2 separate regions of the Homo sapiens genome follow, and region 1 is linked to region 2. Evidence: chromatin loops called from intact Hi-C (ENCODE). Cell type or tissue: prostate gland. All regions are shown on one strand.

Region 1 (8,000 bases), 58 kb after region 2:
GATAGAACTCTCATTAAACAGATTAAGAACTTTTAAAAACATTATTTAGATTTTTTTTCCTCCCCTTAATTTTTTGTTTTAAAGAAGAAAGGACAAGTAGCAAGAAATACATTAAAAAGTTATAATTTTTCCCTTTAGGAAAATCTTTTTTTTTTTTTGGAGACGGAGTCTCACTCTGTCCCCCAGGCTGGAATGCAGTGGCACGATCTTGGCTCACTGCAAGCTCTGCCTCCCAGGTTCATGCCATTCTCCTGCCTCAGCCTCCCGAGTAGCTGGGACTACAGGCGCCCGCCACCACGCCCGGCTAATTTTTTGTATTTTTAATAGAGACGGGGTTTCACTGTGTTAGCCAGGATGGTCTCGATCTCCTGACCTCGTGATCCACCCGTCTCGGCCTCCCAAAGTGCTGGGATAACAGGCGTGAGCCACTGCGCCCGGCCTCCCTTTAGGAAATTATTTTAGTAATAGGACACATGTCTCAACGTGGATGTTGTACTCATTTTGTTTTGTGATATGGTCCAGTGCATTCTTGGACATCTGGCATCCATGGTCCTTGCCTGCTGGATGAATGACCCCTTAGTGATTGAGACCACTTAATATACCTCCCTACATTTCATACACCCCCTAATGGGATATTATCACTCCAACTGAAAAGGAAGGTAATACCTTCTTTTCCTTTGAGTTCCAAATTGTAGACTGAACACCTTGTTCAAGGTTGAGAATCTTATTTCAGTTCTTAGAAGAGATTTCTAGGAATGCCAGAAATACTTTACTCTTATTCTGTGGTTGTCAGGTCCATTACTTTCAGATCAAGATCTCATCTCTTGGAATACTGTGTACCGCAGAAACAGTATCGCATTGCTCAGTCTGGCACACTTTAGGTTTGGCTCTCCCACTCCCTGGCCCCTTCCCTGATGTGATGCCCTTTGAATGGGCTCCTCAGAGGCATGTGCTTTGGTGCCACAATAAGGTAACCAGGACTGTTTATTAAGCTTATGCATTTTTTCAAGTGCAGGCAGCCCCCCACTAATAAGTTGCATTCCAAATTGTATGTGTAGGTTGGTTATTTGGACTCTGGAACGTGTTTTGCCATGGAAACCATTTAGTACATAGTTGGGTTACCAAGGAAACTGGATGTACTGAAGGAGTCCATCAAGCCATAGTGCCTGCTACATGCAGAACCACATTTTGGGGGACAGAACCCAATCCTTTTTCTTTCTTTTTTTGTAGCTGTCAGTTGGGCAGCTCGCCTTGTTGGAGGATGGGCCAGGAGCTAGCAGTGATCTAGCTGCAGCAGATTGGACCTGCTCAGTTCACCCAGTACAAGTCCATATACCAGGAGGGCCCAAAAGTCAAGTCAGATCTCTCTGTAACAGACATGCAGGGCAAACAAGAGCTGTACTGTCACTCACTTCTGGATCGTTACCTGGAACAGCACTAAGCAACTTTTCCTCCTTGCTTATGAAACCCAGTCCACATCCCAGAGCCAGGAGAGCTGGAGCCAGAGTGAGCACAGTGCACACAAAGTGCTTGCCTTTGTTCCTCGTGTTCTCAAATATCCTTGCAATAAATGATCATCTCTCCAAGTAGTCTGTGTGGACCCAGTATCACGCAGGAAAAGCCGACCAGCTCAAACTGGGTGTGGGGCTTGTCCACAAAAGCTTATGGCCCCATGATCTAGGTTCCTTATTAATAGCAATGCATTTTCCTGTTATAGAATATGTCACTCATCACAGTAAAGAGAGAATGCTAAGCCCATTGTACTATTCCAAAGACAAGGAATGGAAATGGTAACAGCATTATTACTGTAGTGTTTTTATTGTATTTTAAAAAAATTAAGCCGAGTATAACTTAAATGTTTCTTGTGCCTGTTTATAACCAGTGCTGCCCTGTTCCCTTGGTATAATGGATGGTAGTCTACACACTGAGTACTGGGTACGAAGACTCAGCTCCTTGGTGTTACTTCCTTGGAACCTTCACCTGGTGTCCTAATCAGAGTGATGGCCTTCATTCCCCCGTCTTGTTGTCACCCTTTGGGGCTTCCTTAGTTTAGTCCTTTGTTTCCTATCTTTGTATATTTGCACAATCACAGTAGTTTAACTTTACATTTATATTGTGCTTTCTACTTTACAAGGCACATTCTCTTTGCAAGCTAGATAGGGCCGGCATTGTCATCTCTGTTTTCCAGAGTTAAAATGAATACTCAGGCATTTTAAAGGACTTGCCAAACTTTCACATCCACTGGCAGCAGATCTGGAGGTAGAACACAGGGTTTCCAGGGCCCGGTTTTCCTGCGCTCTTTCCACCGTATCACTCCACACGCCTGTACAGTTGCCACTTCCTTTAGCTCTGCTTATTTCTTGATGGGTGGTTGTTAGCTGTCTTGGGATTTTACTCAGTGCTGAACATCTCTAGTAGGGTAGTAGCCTTCCTTCTCTGGCTGCTTTAGTCAGTGTCCCTGGCACTTTGGCCCTAGCATGTACCTCTCGCTTCAGCAAATTGGCATCTTGGGACAAGCTCCTGCCATAGTGTATTTATTAGTGAATTGGTACCTTTGCATATTTTATACATTGAATTAATGCCTCCAGGTATTCATCTTGATGGTTAAAATCATATTTTGTTTTACATAGTATCTTTTCATCAGAAGTATATATTATCTTCCATTATATAGGGGAGACTAACTGGTTAAATTACTTGTCTCGAATCTTAACCATAACAGCAGAAGAGAGAAGGAAACTAATTTCTATGAGGAGCTCATGCAAACCAGACACTGTACTAGGTGCTTTGCATATAGAATCTCATTTCATCCTTGCAAAAACCTTGTGGAGTAGGCGATGTTTTACATTTTACAAGTGAAGACACTCTAGTTCAGACAAGCTAAGTCTGTCTGTAGTTCAGACAAGCTACCCTGCAAGTGAAAAGTAGAGGGAATATTACAATCTAGCCTTCTCTGATTCCAAGTCTCATGTTCTATCTGCTGTCCCACATGGCTTCCTCTTGCCCTTTGCAGGGTATCTTACAGTAATAAAGAAAAGAATGCCTTGGATACATGGCAATACAGAGGGGAGGGGGAAAAAGCTGGAGTACTGCCATCTCCTTTTCCTGACAACAGCCAGAAAAGAGAGAACTCACTCCCTTGTCTTTCCTCTAAAGATCATGGAACTGTTGACACATGTTCTGATAGAAGTTTGAACTTGTAACTAAGTGGAACTAAGGTAAACTAAATGGGGCAATCTGTAAGTATTTTAGTGGCTCTTGAAGGAGGACCAGTTCGTAGACATCACCCTCTCCTGAGCAGTTAGAAAGCTGCTTGGAAAGAGCTGTGCTTCTCTCTTGGAAAGACCGTGAGACTAGGGAAGAGCGCCAGCCAGTGAAGTCAGGACTTCTGTGTTCTGGCGCTGGTTTCTACCTCTCACTCTAGCCAGGTGACCCGAGGCTGGTAAGTCACTTCACTTCTCTGGATTCCTCCACTTGTAAAACATGAGAAGTGAACTGGATGGTCCTCCCAGCAACTGCAGTTTCATTCTTTATCTTTAAAGAAATGTATTTTTTAAAAAAAACAATGTGAGAATGATGAAAAGCTTCTCGCTACTCAATGTCCTTGCCAATGATAGTTTGATAGGGAACCTAAAGTTAATAGCTCCCACAGCTCTGACTCTTTAAGGAAATTAAGAGGCCAGAAGGCAGCGTTCTAATCAGATTTGTGGGTAAGATGGTTATCGATAGTAGTTAATGATGGATGAAGTGCACTGAGGCTCTTAAAAGATACTTAGGATTTTTGACTTTACTCTGTAGGTTCTAAAGTAAACATATATGAGGTTTTTAATTTCTCAGATACTATACCTGCAGCTCTTTTTGCTGACTCAAGATGATTTTTGGTACCTGTTTTATGCCTACATGCTCCAGCCAGACCAGCTCCTCTTGAGGCATTGAATACCTAGGAAAAAAGAACAAAGGAGGCTGGATGTGGTGGCTTATGCTTGTAATCCCAGCACTTTGGGAGGCCAAGGCAGGTGGATCACCCGAGGTCAGGAGTTCGAGAGCAGCCTGACCAACATGCAACCCCATCTCTACTAAAAATACAAAAAATTAGCCAGGTGTGGTGGCAAGCACCTGTAATCCCAGCTGTCCAGAAGACTGAGGCAGAAGAATCGCTTGAAACCCACCAGGAGGCAGAAGTTGCAGTGAGCCGAGATCGCGCCATTGCACTCCAGCCTTGGCGACAAGAGCAAAACTCCATCTCAAAAAAAAGAAAAGAAAAGAAAAGAAAAAAGCATCCCTTCCCTCTCTACAGTGAAGTTTTTCTACAGTAATTCTTCAATAGTGAGTTAAAACTAATTACTAATACAAGCATGAGAATAACAATAAATTAGAGCAAGATAGTTGGAAATGCTTTGATAACATTTGGTCCCTTTCTTAAAATTAAAACTTTTAGCATTTGCTACCTATCTACCTCTGGATTTCCCTAAATAGAAAATTCAATTCAAATCTTTTCTTGGAGAGAAGAGTTTCCAGGTCTTTCTTGAGATATCCAACCCCTTTTGGTAGTCTTCACACACAGATTTTCCCCCACTGTTCGTGGGCACTGACACCTCACCAGAGAGTGGGCAGGTTTGCATGGGGTGACAACTGGATTATTTACATGGCACTGTGAATAAGTGATAAGCCTAGTTCTGCAGGGGGCTGTTTTTATTTCAAAGGATGATTTAAATCTACCATGTTAGAATATGTAAGAATAAACTCAGGTGGAGATGCTTTCCTGAGGCCTTTAAGCTATAACATTCTGTCTATAGCACCCCTTTTCTATCCCCCAAAGAGCCACATCTGAAATTTAGCAATCCATTTCTTCAAGATTTCAAACTTGCCTTAAACAATTGAGAATGAAGAGCCATGTGCCTCTAAGAGCTTTGACCACAGCCCCTCTGCCCTGGGCCTCCCAGAATTTCCACACCAGATCAACAGGGCTGTGGAGTTTTCAGGGCCACTGCTATCCTCTGGCAGCTTCTCAGCTCTTGCTGGTGGCCTCAGTACCAGCTTTGATTTCTCTCTAGGTCAACCCTTTCCCAGGGAAGAGTTCCCTCAACTTCAAGGGATCTTTCTCCTCCTCCAAGTCTAACCTCCGCCTTTTTTGGGTTTGGCGCAGGGAGGGGAAATTGCAGGAGCTGATAACGGGAAGGAGGAGCTGGGAGTCTTCCTCGGTTTTACTGTGAAGGTGTCTTGGGTAAGTGGCTGGGGAGACAGGAATGGGCACAGGGGATGAACTGGAGAGAGCTCAGGATGAATGACACTGCTCACCCATTCTGAAATCATGCTACTCCACCAACAGAAATACTGGTATTTTGGTTATAAAAATAGTACAATACCTGAATACCAAAGCCAATGTTGTAGTCACTGGGAAATTTCTCCTGCTGAGTTAAGGAAGGGAAGACTTCACAGAAGAGGTGTGATTTGAGCTGAGTCTTAAAGGATGGTCATCGGCTACTAGGCATTGAGCCCTAAGTACAGATCCAGTTCATTTCGCTGGTGATTATACCAGGAGTTTTATAGGAAGTTTATATGCTTTTTCTTGCCAGTGGTTCAGTCTTTAATTTAGTTGGGGGCTGGGGTTGGGTAGATAGTTCTTCTGTTGTTCTGCAAAGCCATCCTCTTCATTTAGCTATATCTCTTGTATCCCTATTTGTCTTTGTAATAAAACCCTGTGGTAATCACTTGAGCAGTTTTATGTGTTATTCTTAGTGAGTAACACTTTGATACATTAACACCTCATAGCATTTCACTTGGAGTTGTTTTTTTTCTCCCCCATGACTTTAGCATTTAAGAATGCAAAGACGTATTAGGATTTCAGATCCTGTTCCTTGGATGTTCCTCCTTACAGAAGCTTATTCATAAATGGCTTATTTTTGCTTATGTATTTTACTTAATAGGCCTTAAATTGGTCCACTGTTTGCCACATCTGTTTTCTAAGCTGCTAGTTGGTGTATTTGAAAATACAAAATGTATAACAACCACTTTTGCTATCTAAAGTCTTTTCTTCTGCCTTACTTTGTTCATATACATATAGATTTCTTGACATTGCATTTTTGAAACATTTTCTCAATTCAACTTGTCTTTGGTCAAAACTTTGGAACTAGTAGTCCAAATCTTAGCCTCTTAAGTTGCTGCTTTATAGAAACTGTGGTAAAAATTAATACATTACACTTGGTATTGCTGTCTTTGAGACCTCTAAATTTTTGTTGAATGTGTTGAATCAGAATTTTGCTATTTTATTAGCAGGCTTCCTGGAACCCCAAAGCAGTGCTTCTCAAGAATGTTGTCAGTGGACCACCTGCATCAGCCTTGGGAACTTGTTAACAGTGTAGACTCCTTGAACCCATGCCAGACCTACCAAATCAGAATTTTAGGGGCTCAGAAATCTGCATTTTCACCAGCTTCATAGGTAGTTGAACACACACTAAACTTTAGGAATATCTGTCTTGAAGTTGGTTAAGTACTGATTTATTTAGGAGTTACTACCTAATTTTCTCCGGGACATGCACGATTGAGTTTTTGGTTTTTCTGTGGTCTATCTTGATTTGAATTCTGTAAAGAATACCCTTAGGGGAAAGAGTAGGGTCATATTTTTCTTAGTATTCAGCAGAGTTGCACAGAAAGTTGGACTCCAGCAATATTATCAAAGCCCAAGTCACTGTGCCTGCTTCTGCCTATTGTGTGTGGCTCTTTGGAGTTACACAAGGACAATAGACTGACATGTGATGCTTGGAAATCACCTTCCTGGGTCGTAGATCACTACTGAGTACATTAGACATTAGCATATAGCTCACCTAAGCTCTGGAGCCTTATAATAATAGTAATTAACATAATGATACTTTGTACTTCTCAAGTGTCTTAAAACTGAAGGCCTTAAAGTGCCATATTAAACAAAATAGGCAACACCTTGGCAAGAGAGGTCAGTTTTAAGTTCCTCATTTTATGAATTCAAAACCTGAAGCTGAATATGGAAGTTTAGCTTAGAGACTTCTTTTGGATAATGACACATTCAACTTGGAGAAACACGAATATTTCAAAGGAAACATTTCTGATTTTAGGGGAACAGGGGAGTGGTGGTGGTAAGGTGGTTGCTATTTTGGCATTGCAGGGTATATCCTGAGTGAAAACAGCCACATTTGGTTACTTTAATTAATGCCTTTAATAAGTAGAGGTGTTAGGCTGGAAAGCATTATTTTTCTTACATTTCTGTGTATGAAATCTTATATTCCTTCTGGTGCCTTCATTTGCCTTTCCTTTCCTTGCCCTTCTTTATGTATTTTTTTAAATCATTCATAGACTCAGAGAATGTTCAAAACAGCAGCAACAACAGCAAACTTCTAGCTAGAAGAGTCGTTAAAAATCATATAATCAGGTCCTTTTGTTTCACAGGACAAGATACTTGAGAATAGAAAAGGTTAAATAAAAGATTTCTTCAAAATGGCTCAGAAAATGTGGCTATGGGAGATATGTCAACAGTGTAACTATTAACAGAGTTTGTATATTTGTGTTCTTTTTGTCTTTTCTTAAGTAAACAAGTATATGAATACACTTTATAGTTGAGAATCAGTCTTTCACAGACCCTGTTTTGTATCTCCGTGCTATTCCTACCTTTTAAATTTTATTCCATTTGCTTTATCTGTATTCTTCCTGTATCTCTCTTCTCTCTCTTTTGCTTCTGTAAACTAATACCTTTGCAACCTAAGTAACTTAACATTACAGAAAAATAAAATTGAAGTTTTAAAAAATCTTGAAGGTCGGCACCTCAGAAAAGGCAGGCTAAATTAAAAGATAAAGAAAAAAGTACTTGGAGACTTCTGGAATATTTGAGTTCTTTTTAAAAACTACCTCAACAGCTGTAGAAGTAGATAGTTCTTTATTATCACAATCTTTACCCTCCGTTTGCTCAGCTGCAAGTATATGTTTAACTAGCACAACTCAAATGGATGATTTATGGTGGCTTTTGCCTTACAAAT
Region 2 (8,000 bases):
AAAAGATATTGTAAAAGTAGTGCATTTAGGGTTTTTTTTTTCCTTTTTATTGAAAAGGGACAAAGACAAGTGGTCAAAACGTCATTTCATAATACTTAATTTTTACGAACTCTCCTGGCCCCAAGTGTCTGTGATTCAGTGAGGAAAGAGCTCTCCTTCATTCCTTTGACATGAATATATTGACTACCCATTGTTTACATAAGGCTGGGATGGCTGTGATCAAACCAACATCCACAGACATGGTACCTAGAGAAATAAAGCGCGGAAAGCCAAACCTATGGAAGAATAACAAATATTGCAATTCAAAAGTGAAAATCACTGTAGACTAGCTTCATTTTTCCATTTAACAACTATGTCTTGGCCACCTCTTTCTCTGCTAGCACTAGTCTAAATGCTGGAGGTCTTGAGGGCAGTTTGCTAAGTGATTTTAAAATACAACTTTAGCACCTGATTTTCTTTCTTTTCTTCACAGTCAGATTTTGGGCCAGAACCTAAGTGATAGATTTCTAGGCATTGTAATAGATAATGAAATGCATTATTACTTTTGAAGTTATGATAACCTGACAAGAAAAAAATGGATATTTTTATTATCTACATCTTACAGATGAGGAAACACTTTGTGCACTTTAAGTAACTTGCCCAGGCTCATAAACCAGTGTTGTTAGCTCAGCTACTTCAATAAAGGTCCTCTGATTTCAAATCTTATGAGTAAGAAGACTTAATATTCCACTAGTTACATAATGGCAGAATGGTTCTGATTTTGTATTCAGTGCAGTAAAGTTAAATATGCTGTTAAAAAATTTAGTGTCCACAAATTACCTTCAATGCGATTAATGTTTGTTTTGAAATTACCTACCAGTTATCATTGTTAAACTCTGTGGTATTTTTTTTCTTTGTGTGTGTTTTATGAGTTAGCATTATTTTATAGAAAGATTTAGGGATTTATTATTTATATTATTTATATTACTATTATTTAGATTATTCTGACAGTCTTCTGTGTCCTCAGACAAGTTAGCAGAGCACAGATATAATACATTAGTCAGAATTTTTCCATTTCCGTGTTCAGATTAATCTTAGAATAATTTTTACCTGTCTTTGTTAACAGGTATTATGCTTTTAACTTCTTAACTCCTAGTACATGAGTAAAAGGTAGTAATCATGACATAGCCAAATGACAGAGTGCTTGTATTTGCCACAAAGCATGTAGTTCCTTGTAAATCCTTGAGAAAGGTAAATTATCTCTCTCTCTTTTTTTGAGATGGAGTCTCGCTCCGTCGCCAGGCTGGAGTGCAGTGGCGTGATCTTGGCTCACCGCAACCTCCCCCTCCTGGGTTCAGGTGATTCTCCTGCCTCAGCCTCCTGAGTAGCTGGGAGTACAGGTGTGCGCCACCACACCCGGCTAAGTTTTGTATTTTTAGTAGAGATGGGTTTCACCGTGTTGGCCAGGATAGTCTCCAACTCCTGACCTCGTGATCTGCCCACCTTGGCCTCCCAAAGTGCTGGGATTACAGGTGTGAGCCACTGCACCCAGCAGTTTCTAGCTGTTGTTTTCATGTCCGTATTTTCTTTCCTGTAGATAGCACCTATCGGAATCTTTAATTTTGAAGTTGAAATACATAGGTATGCTTCTAGCTTAGGGTCATTCCCCGGGGATTATTATACTTCTTTAAGATCTCTATTCTTTAAGATAGAGATGTCTTCTGGTTTACCTCTGGACATTTTGTGTGTAAATTTTATGTTCAGCCAACCAAAGGGCCCAGGGGTTAGTAGCGTTATTTTGTTCTCTGCTTTAGAGGACAAGGGTTCAAGTTCCAGATCTGCCATTTGCTGTTAGTGTAAACTTTAGTAAATTAACTTTCTGAACCTGTTTTCTCACCCTGAAAATTAGGATACATTATTTATTTTTCTATTTTCCTGCATTTTGGGAGGATCAAATGAGATCTACAAAAAATATTTTCTTAACTGCCAAGTGCTATAGAAATATTGGATATCAGTGTTTTTTTCATCTACCATAATGATTGTTATTTTCCTAATACCTGAGCCTTAACAATATATTTTCCATTTATACTACCCTTATAAATTGAAGTTTTTAATTTCAGATTTTCTATAAAGATAAGAAAGTCAATTTGTTTTCATGTTAGCTTTAATATCCATTAAGCCTTTTGTTTTCTAGTCCTAAAACAATAAAAATGGGGCCTTATGCCAATCAGTACTGTCCTTGATTTTAAATGATGCGAAAAAAATACAAACTCCTTTAATAGAGAGTCTTTTAACCAGATGGATAGGTGATACATAGGTATTAGCATCTCACAGTTGCAAAGTATCTTCTGTTGCATTTGCATAGGATATATCAGGAAAGGGTGTGGGATGAGGAGAGTAGACTATTTTTATTATTATAGGGTTGGGAAGGAGTAGTTCCATCTCTGCCTGTGATATCAAAGGGCTGGATGACACTGGAGAACTCATTTCTCACCTTGACCTATTCATCCGTCTTTAAAATACCAAAGATGTTAAGTTGGTGATCTCCAAAGCTCTTTCCAGTTTTAGACTTTGCTGCATCTGAAATGAATATCAAGAGAGTACAGGAGAATTATACTTGAACTGAAAATAATAATAAACTTGGAGAAGTTTTCTTTCTGAGTCTTAGAGAACTATAAAGATATAAAAGGTAAATAAACACAATCCTTTCTTCCTTGTCTATGTGGGTAAGTGATTAGAACTAGGAACTATGAAACTAAAGTGAAATGTGGCTTAGTTTTTTCCTTATGCATACTTGGGAAAATAATATTTTGTCAATAAATACTTTGCATGTAATATGCATATATAATAATTTCTTGAATTACCTTACACATAAAATGTCACAGCCATTCCCTGGGCTTGGTATTTTTAGTCTGCATGTTGCTAAAATCAGCTATAAATTTCAGTCTATCAAGGTAGTCCAATAGAACCTCAATAGTTGTTATGAGGTAAGAATAACTCTTTGTACCAAAATCTATCTAGGATGTTAGGATGTTGCAAGAATAGAAAATTACAAACCATTATACCTCGTGAATGAGCACATAGATACAGAAAGCTTTAGAAAAACACTAGAAAACAGAACTGAATATTATTTTTAAAAAGGTAATCATAATGCATTATGACCAAGTAAATCAGGAAAAAGGCAAGGATGTACACTCTTATGACTTTTCTATTCAACTTTGTAATCAATGCCATAAGACGAGAAAAAATAAATAAAAGACATAATGATTGGAAAGGAAGAAGTACAACTGCCTTTGTTTACAGACACTGTAATTGTGTATGTACAAGATCTAATGAAATATACAAAAAGATTGCTAGGACAAAGAGTGAATTTAGCAAGGGACAAGATACAAGGGTAGTAGTAAAAATAATTTATGGTATTTCTGTATACTAACAGAAAAACTGGAAAAGTATCTATATATCAACAGAAAAACAATACCATTTAAAATAGCATCAAAAAGCATAAAATATGAACAAATTTGTTTAAAGATATAAAGGAGCTCTATAGTGAAATTTGTAAAATATTGCTGAGAGAGATTATAGAAGTCTTAAGACAGAGGTATACCATGGGATGGGCCCAGGAATCTTTACAGCCCCCCAGGATGCTTTGAAACAGAAGCCTGGTTGAAGAATAGGGTAGCATGATTTTTAATTCTTCGATAGTATTTTGTACCTAACCAATTAATCTTAATATATCCAAGTCCTCTCTCCCTTCGTCTCTGCCTCTCTCTCTCTCTCTCTCTCTCACGCTCTCTCTCTCTCTCTGCCCTGATCATTTGTACTTATTCTTGCCATCCTTACTGGACTGTGAGCTCTTACAGGGTCAAGATCATAGGATCATGTTTTCTTTGTCTTCATCTTCTCAGCATCCGACAGTCCCTGGGCACATAGCACTGAGTGTGCTGTCTGTATAGGATCACTGCCCTTTTGCTGGTGTTATCTTCAGATCATTCTTTATGATTATCATCAAATTATTAAAAGGTAGCTTTTTAGGAACTTACATTTTAGGTAAAATGTACTTTTCCCCTATTACATTAGTCTCATTGAATTTTAATCATTATTTTTAGTTATCTTGATCCAGCTTTGAAGAGTAATCATTTCTGTTCTTTAAATTTGTATACCACTTTACTATCACAAAACTCTTTCACAAAGAGTATTTTTTATGCTCATCCCAACAATTCCATGTGGTAGGCAGGACAGATTTGTACTGTTTTGGTTTTAGGTTGTTTTGTTTTCTGTTTTGGGTTGTTTTGTTTTGTTTTAGCATTTTAAGAGAAGGAAAGGCTCAGGGGAGGCTGAGAAAAGTTAAACTCTTGCTCAGAGTGTCATAGCTAGTAAATAGGAAAGTGGGATCTGAACTTGTGTCTTTTTATTTCAAATTCAGTTTTCTTTACTGTACCACACCAGTCACTACCATCTTAGCTGAGACACTTGCCTTTTTTGGGTGAAGACAGCATGTCATCAGCATAATGTCAGCACTCTGTAACCTTTATTTCCTGCATGGCCATACCCTGCTTTTGGGACTGAGAGCCGGCTACGACGTATACCTGTAATAGGAATAAAGATAGAACGTTAATTTCCTTGTAGGTTTCTTGGTTCCTTTACAACTTTTTAAATTTAGCTTGAATTTAGTTTTGTTATGAATTAATTATTCCATTGTTTGTTCACTTGTTCATTTTTAAAAATCTATTAAGCAAATGATTATTGAACATCTCCTTTGTACATCTCAGGCTTAGAATAAGATTGGGACTGAGCCATCACATTATTCACAGTTAGTGAGGGAAACAGATAAGAAATTAATTGTTATAATAGTTAAGACAAAAGTACAGACTTCATCGTGAAATATTTGGACCAAACGTAAGAATCAAACATTAATGCTGCTGACAGATTGGGAGTACAATAGTGTATATGGGAAGCCAGGCTGGGGGGCTGATGCAGGAAATGATAACCAAATTGTTCTCTGTCCTGAGCCAGGTTGAAGGACACATTGAAATAGCCAGGAGTGTTTTGTAGCCTGTTCAGTGCAGGCCTAGGTTGGATTATCAGAACAATGGACTGACCCTTCCCCAAATTTAATTTAAAACATTTAAATCAGATTTTCTACAAAGTTTTCTATTAAAAATTAATAAAAAATTTAAAATAACACAAATATCTATATGTAGAGAGAGATGATTGTGTTTAAATTCATTATTAACATCTGTAATGAGGATGATTTATGGTCACTACAATAAATGCTTTATTCAGAGATGTTTTTGGTCTTGTTCGTGGCTGTGTCTGGCCCAGAATAGGTACTCAATACATCTTTATTGGATTTTAATACATTTAAAGGGATTTAAAAATTAAATATAGATAGATGGCAATGATTGAGTTTGCCACAGAAGTGTTTTTAATATATTCATATGGTTCTGACCTAAGTATCCTATTTTTAAAAATTATAAACTAAGCATTTTTCAAATAGACAAAGAAGCTGATGAATATTTGTATTATTACAAGTTAAATGTGGATTGTTATATAATTATAGAATGTTAAGAATGGAAGAGCTTTACAAATTATCTAGTCCCACCCTAAAATTAATGTAAATAGTTAGATAATATTTTTATATGACTCAAAAATGTTTAAAAAGATATACATTGAAAAAAATCTCACTCCCATCCCATGTCTTTCTACTCCATTCCCTTTCCGGTTCTCTATAGACAGTCACTTTTATTAGTTTCTTATGTATCTTTCCAGGATTTCTTTATGCAAATGCGAGTATATGTTCTCATTTATTCTCTTCCTTCCACAGAAGGTGGCATACTATATACACTACTCTGCATCTCAGTGTTTTTACTTAACAATGCATCTTGGCAATCTTTTCATACCACTACGTAGCTCCCTCTTCTTTTTTTTTTTTTTTTCACAATGCCTATTAGTCTATTATGTGTTGTATCATAGCTTCTTAAATCACCCTTTGTAGGGGAATGATTTATGATAGCCAGTCTTTGGCTATCATAAACAGTGCTGCAAGTGAATAACCTTGTAAATGCATTGTTTCCTCTGTATGCTGATATTATTTATAGGACCAGTTCCCAGTGGTAGGATTGCCAGGTCAACGGAAATGCATTTGTAATTTTGATGGCAAATTTCCTCCATAGCAGTCCCGTCATTTTATAGGTGAGGAAACTGAGGCATTGGTAGTTAAGTCAACCACTGGGAGTGGCAAAGCCAGGACATATATCCAGGAGGCATTTCTAGACCAAGTCTGGGTCAGGTGCCTTTCCTCCATGCCCCTACACTAGCCTATACCTTCCCTGGCAGAGCCTTCATCATAGGTTTTGTAACTGTTGGCTTACTTTCCTGTCTTTCTTCTACACTATAAGTTCTCTGAGTGAGGGCAGGGCCCATGTCTACATGCTCACCATTGTAGGTCTAATACCTAGCACAGGGGCTAGTACAGAGTTGGTGCTTGATAAATATTTGTTGAATAAATGGAGACAAGCGAAGCCTTCTATTCATAGTCCAGTACTCATTATATTCCATCTCACACCTTTACACTCAACGTAAAAAAACAAACAAACAAAAACATACCAGCCAGACAAATAAATGTAGGATATGGAGAGATATCTATTTAGAGCTGTTCATGTGAAAAAGATTTGGGGTATTTAGGGTTCTTATGAAAAGATTTGGTACTCAGCTGTCCAAAAATCTCATGTAAAACAAGGTTTCATTAATGGAAATGCTGTTTCAAGAACAAAGGACGTAATAATTCCGACAGCTGTCTCTGAGGTTTTAAGTAGTATAATCCTGGGTGTTGCATCCTAAGAGGCTTGGAGGTGAAGAAGAGAACCAACAATGGAAGGTGATCAGGCTTGTGAGCAATCTGAATTTCTACCAAGTACTCTCTGTAGTCCAAAATAGACATTAGTGGCCTCTCTTTATAGATGAGAAATCTGAGGACCAGGGAACTTAAATATTTCTAAGAGTCAAACATTAAGTAGTTGAATTTGGATTCAAATCTGGATTAGCTTCAAACCATAGTCTGTCCTCTTACTCCCTGTACTCGTTGTCTTTCCCTACATTGTTCACAATGGGAAAGGGACTCTTAATAGGTCTGGCCAGGCTCCTGTTGGTTCAGGGCTAGATTGGTTTGAATCTAGTAGTCCTCACAACCGAGTGAGCAGGATAGATGGGGCCTAACAGGAAAGTCTTCAGACAAAGCAAAGTTTGAATGGCTGACATCTGTCTAAAATGCCATTGTTTTAAAAAGTGAATTGTGCACGAGTTGTGCAAAGCTTGGAAACCTATTGTCATACATTTAGACCCTCATTTAGAAATAGGAAAGTTACAACAATTTTAGGTATTGTTGATCAGCAAAAAAAAAAAAAACCATATTAAGCTATGGTGGAGAAAATAAAGGACAGCTCTCTCATCTTAGCGGGAGTGAGGTTGAGGGAAGGTACAGAAAGAATATGAGATGTCCTAGGCTTTGGTGTGAGCATGGGGTTGAAGCAAATAATTACCAAATCCTTTCACTTCGATTGTCACTAAACCAGCTCTCCAGTGCTCTTCATAACCATTTCCATATATCTGTGGTTTACATAGTTGCCATTTTTTCAGTAGTATAGAACATTCCATTATGTTAACATGTCATAGTTTTGTCAGCCATTCTCATACTATTAGCTGTTTAAATTCTTCTTCCTTTCCTCTCTTCTTACCCTCCCCCACTCCCTTCCTTCTTCCCTTCCTCCCTCACTCCTTCATTTTCTCTTTTATTTTTTAATAGGGCTGCTGAGAACATCTTGCACTAATTTCTTTCTTCCTTTGGATTATTTCTTTGAACTAATTCCCCAGAGTAGAATTATTGGGCCAAAGGATAAGGAGAGCTTGTTACATATTTTAGGTTGCATTCAGGAAAGATTAGACCAACTTACAGGATTCCCAACAATATGAAAATGTATCTCCATGCTTAATCAAGACTCTGTTTTCTGTGGGTTGGGATAGGC

What was found. Peaks named below come from ENCODE experiments on the same cell type or tissue, not always from the same donor. Only the 100,000 strongest peaks of a DNase experiment are listed, where the experiment ranks them.
Region 1: a loop joins it to region 2, with 3 times the contacts of the local background. A loop is called at or near these places in 4 of 110 quality-filtered maps.

The regions. Positions count from the first base shown.
Region 1 is chr2:28,147,333-28,155,332 of GRCh38, forward strand. All of the region lies in intron 7 of BABAM2 (BRISC and BRCA1 A complex member 2), which reads left to right. LOC100505736 (a long non-coding RNA gene) reads right to left here. Exons shown (of 3, transcript NR_120504.1): 2 at 3,844-3,937; 3 at 1,223-2,908. Among named protein-coding and RNA genes, the nearest start is that of MIR4263, 150 kb to the left of the region's middle. In prostate gland, no CTCF peak of the experiment used is centred here; DNase peaks (open chromatin) are centred at 1,489 and 3,399; H3K27ac peaks cover 2,760 bases.
Region 2 is chr2:28,089,009-28,097,008 of GRCh38, forward strand. The region is part of intron 6 of BABAM2 (BRISC and BRCA1 A complex member 2); the gene reads left to right. Among named protein-coding and RNA genes, the nearest start is that of MIR4263, 97 kb to the left of the region's middle. In prostate gland, no CTCF peak of the experiment used is centred here; no DNase peak of the experiment used is centred here.